2 separate regions of the Homo sapiens genome follow, and region 2 is linked to region 1. Evidence: chromatin loops called from intact Hi-C (ENCODE). Cell type or tissue: PC-3. All regions are shown on one strand.

Region 1 (2,500 bases):
CTAGGGACTCCCAGGAGAATTTGCTTGGGTTCAGTGTTCTCCATAACCAGGGGAGTTTTGATTTATACTGGCACTCTTCCTGCTGAAAATGCCCCCTGTAATATATAGAAAAATTGGGTGCTTCATATATATATATATGTATACATATATATATACACACACATATATATATATACGTATATATATACACATATATATATACGTATATATATATATGTATATATTTCCCCTAAGGAAATAATTAGTCTAGTCCCATTACAGTCATTTTTATTCTAAAAATATATGTAAAAAGCTCTGTACTCAGGCTGGGTGAGGTGGTTCATGCTTATAATCCCAGCACTTTGGGAGGCCGAGGCAGGCAGATCACGATGTCAGGAGATCAAGACCATCCTGTCCAACATGGTGAAACCACATCTTTACTAAAAATACAAAAATTAGCTGGGCGTGGTGGTGTGTGCCTGTAGTCCCAGCTACTCAGGAGGCTGAGGCAGGAGAATCGCTTGAACCCAGGAGGCAGAGGTTGCCCGCTTGAACCCAGGAGGCGGAGGTTGCCGTGAGCCAAGATCCTGCCACTGCACTCCAGCCTGGCAACAGAGCGAGACTTTGTCAAAAAAAAAAAAAAAAAAAAGCCTTGTACTCACATAAGAATTTAAAATTAAACTTCATTTCGGATCCCAAGCTCTGAGGGAGAGGGTCCTGAGATAATGAGATTACATAGTCTGCTGATGGTAGAAGACAAAAATCACATTAGTTGGTGCCTTGGTCCTATCTCTTCTTGTGCTGAAAGTATGTATTCTGGCTGGGCAAGGCCAGGAACTTTTGGGGGTAATTCACTGTGCAACATGGATTCCCAGCAGGCACTATTGATCTGACCCAGAAAGCCCCAGGCCCAGGTCTCATTTGTAGTTCTCGAAGGCCTGTTGGAGGCCAGCAGCTGGCTTTGGCTTAATTACCTCCCTAGCCAGTGAAGTTTGTGTGGCTTTCTACAGCACTTAAGAACAACTGACACCAAAGGGTTTGGTTTCATGTACTTGAACTTGGGTGACACGAATATTTCAGTGGTGAATCAGTCCTAGAAAGGGGAGGTGGGTAAGGTAGGGAGTGTTTATAGAAGACATTTCATCACCACTAGTCAAACATATCTCATTGTTGGTTCAGGAGGCACTGGTATTTTCCTCTTTGAAGGGGATGCTCAGGGAGCCAAGAGCTTCCACCCTGGAGCTCAGCTCCAGAGAAGGGCAATGGCCATTTGCACACAGGGAACCTGCAGGACTAGTTGCTTTGGAATGTTGACAATCTTGGGGAAAGGGTTTTATGTCTTTCCTCAGGGGAAGGGAAAAAAAGCTGGTAGATCTATGTAAAGAAAGGCTGAGGCTTTCTCTGGGACTTGGGGCTGCTGGTGAGAGCTTATCTTTCTGCCTGGCTTTCTTTTAAAGAACCCACTAGTTGCAGGACCCCAAAGATAAGGTCAAAAAACTTGTAATTTCAAAGAGTCAGTACTGCCAATATCAGTGATAAAAAAGTTCAGCTGGAAGATGAGAATATGAGATTTCTTTGGCTTGAGTACATCTCTTGCACTGTAAATGAGGAAGCTCCAGACCCTACACAGTTGTGTTCCCTACAGCCCTCACCCCTCAGGTACAAAAAGAGAAGGCATCATGGTCCTTAGTGCTCTCCCAAGCCTTAGGAAGTGGAAATCATCTGAAAGCTTGCAGACCTCCTGGAGGTGTGGCATTATGAATGGCAAGGGGTCCCAAGAAGATTGCATGTAGAAAATCCCAAACTGGGCCATGCCAAGAAACACAAACCAAAAGGAAATACTTTATGAAAATAAACAAAGCTACTGAGTCAAACATACAAAGCAGGAAAACAGAACAAAAGATTATTTGAGGCCTGAGGTTTGAACATTTTGAAGCCACACATGTGCTAGGCCAGCCCAAGAACATGAAGAGCCTTACAGCTGTGTAAGCGCGGAGGCAGCCGGCTCCCATCAGGAGCTCCCCAGGGTCCCTGCAAGCCCACCGAGCTTGCTGGTTATGCTCCTATATCATCTTCTCTCCAACTTGAGCGCAGCCTTGAGCTACACAGAAACAGGGGTCTTCCACTGGAGGCTGCACAGATAGGGCTAACAGGACTGATTCCACCTACTGAGTAATTCCTGTTGCATGCATGTTAGTTTCCTCCAGTCCTAAATTTTTCCTACTGGAGCCCTAAAGGATATCAGTGTTAGAACAAAAAGTTCAGTTATTGAAATGTCTAACCAAGAACTTGCCACATATTATACAATCTTCAGAATCTCAGAATTCTGAAACTGAATAAGTTTGGCTGAATCATTTAAATTCCCAAGAATTTTAACTCTATGAAATAAGATACAAGTCAGACTCATGTTAGGGTCAAACATATGTTGTAGCAAATAGACTTAGATTCCTGTGTACACAAGCCTCTGTCTGAGGGAAGTGTCTCAGTGATACCAAATTCTGAATCCATTTACACCTTCTTT
Region 2 (2,500 bases), 170 kb after region 1:
CCATTGCTCAGGCTTGCTTAGGTAAACAAAGCAGCCAGGAAGCTCGAACTGGGTGGAGCCCACCACAGCTCAAGGAGGCCTGCCTGCCTCTGTAGGCTCCACCTCTGGGGGCAGGGCACAGACAAACAAAAAGACAGCAGTAACCTCTGCAGACTTAAATGTCCCTGTCTGACAGCTTTGAAGAGAGCAGTGGTTCTCCCAGCACACAGCTGGAGATCTGAGAACGGGCAGACTGCCTCCTCAAGTGGATCCCTGACCCCTGACCCCCGAGCAGCCTAACTGGGAGGCACCCCCCAGCAGGGGCACACTGACACCTCACACGGCAGGGTATTCCAACAGACCTGCAGCTGAGGGTCCTGACTGTTAGAAGGAAAACTAACAAACAGAAAGAACATCCACACCAAAAACCCATCTGTACATCACCATCATCAAAGACCAAAAGTAGATAAAACCACAAAGATGGGGAAAAAACAGAACAGAAAAACTGGAAACTCTAAAATGCAGAGCGCCTCTCCTCCTCCAAAGGAACGCAGTTCCTCACCAGCAACGGAACAAAGCTGGATGGAGAATGACTTTGATGAGCTGAGAGAAGAAGGCTTCAGACGATCAAATACTCTGAGCTACGGGAGGACATTCAGACCAAATGCAAATAAGTTGAAAACTTTGAAAAAAATTTAGAAGAATGTATAACTAGAATAACCAATACAGAGAAGTGCTTAAAGGAGCTGATGGAGCTGAAAACCAAGGCTCGAGAACTACATGAAGAATGCAGAAGCCTCAGGAGCCGATGCGATCAACTGGAAGAAAGGGTATCAGCAATGGAAGATGAAATGAATGAAATGAAGCGAGAAGGGAAGTTTAGAGACAAAAGAATAAAAAGAAATGAGCAAAGCCTCCAAGAAATATGGGACTATGTGAAAAGACCAAATCTACGTCTGATTGGTGTACCTGAAAGTGACGGGGAGAATGGAACCAAGTTGGAAAACACTCTGCAGGATATTATCCAGGAGAACTTCCCCAATCTAGCAAGGCAGGCCAACGTTCAGATTCAGGAAATACAGAGAACGCCACAAAGATACTCCTCGAGAAGAGCAACTCCAAGACACATAATTGTCAGATTCACCAAAGTAGAAATGAAGGAAAAAATGTTAAGGGCAGCCAGAGAGAAAGGTCGGGTTACCCTCAAAGGGAAGCCCATCAGACTAACAGCGGATCTCTCGGCAGAAATCCTACAAGCCAGAAGAGAGTGGGGGCCAATATTCAACATTCTTAAAGAAAAGAATTTTCAACCCAGAATTTCATATCCAGCCAAACTAAGCTTCATAAGTGAAGGAGAAATAAAATCCTTTACAGACAAGCAAATGCTGACAGATTTTGTCACCACCAGGCCTGCCATAAAAGAGCTCCTGAAGGAAGCGCTAAACATGGAAAGGAACAACCGGTACCAGCCGCTGCAAAATCATGCCAAAATGTAAAGACCATCGAGACTAGGAAGAAACTGCATCAACTAACAAGCAAAATAACCAGCTAACATCATAATGACAGGATCAAATTCACACATAACAATATTAACTTTAAATGTAAATGGACTAAATGCTCCAATTAAAAGACACAGACTGGCAAATTGGATAAAGAGTCATGACCTATCAGTGTGCTGTATTCAGGAAACCCATCTCACGTGCAGAGACACACATAGGCTCAAAATAAAAGGATGGAGGAAGATCTACCAAGCAAATGGAAAACAAAAAAAGGCAGGGGTTGCAATCCTAGTCTCTGATAAAATAGACTTTAAACCAACAAAGATCAAAAGAGACAAAGAAGGCCATTACATAATGGGAAAGGGATCAATTCAACAACAAGAGCTAACTATCCTAAATATATATGCACCCAATACAGGAGCACCCAGATTCATAAAGCAAGTCCTGAGTGACCTACATAGAGACTTAGACTCCCACAAATTAATAATGGGAGACTTTAACACCGCACTGTCAACATTAGACAGATCAATGAGACAGAAAGTCAACAAGGATACCCAGGAATTGAACTCAGCTCTGCACCAAGCGGACCTAATAGACATCTACAGAACTCTCCACCCCAAATCAACAGAATATACATTTTTTTCAGCACCACACCACACCTATTCCAAAATTGACCACATAGTTGGAAATAAAGCACTCCTCAGCAAATGTAAAAGAACAGAGATTATAACAAACTATCTCTCAGACCACAGTGCAATGAAACTAGAACTCAGGATTAAGAATCTCACTCAAAACCGCTCAACTACATGGAAACTGAACAACCTGCTCCTGAATGACTACTGGGTACATAACGAAATGAAGGCATGAATAAAGATGTTCTTTGAAACCAACGAGAACAAAGACACAACATACCAGAATCTCTGGGATGCATTCAAAGCAGTGTGTAGAGAGAAATTTATAGCACTAAATGCCCACAAGAGAAAGCAGGAATGATCCAAAAGTGACACCCTAACATCACAATT

The links. A loop is a pair of places that touch in the nucleus more often than their neighbours do. Peaks named below come from ENCODE experiments on the same cell type or tissue, not always from the same donor. Only the 100,000 strongest peaks of a DNase experiment are listed, where the experiment ranks them.
Region 2: a loop joins it to region 1, with 4 times the contacts of the local background. A loop is called at or near these places in 1 of 110 quality-filtered maps.

Annotation. Positions count from the first base shown.
Region 1 is chr2:19,139,828-19,142,327 of GRCh38, forward strand. No RefSeq gene overlaps it. Among named protein-coding and RNA genes, the nearest start is that of LINC01376, 110 kb to the left of the region's middle. In PC-3, no CTCF peak of the experiment used is centred here; a DNase peak (open chromatin) is centred at 1,154; H3K4me3 peaks cover 538 bases; H3K27ac peaks cover 2,000 bases.
Region 2 is chr2:19,306,286-19,308,785 of GRCh38, forward strand. No RefSeq gene overlaps it. Among named protein-coding and RNA genes, the nearest start is that of MIR4757, 41 kb to the right of the region's middle. RefSeq lists an enhancer at 1-408. In PC-3, no CTCF peak of the experiment used is centred here; no DNase peak of the experiment used is centred here.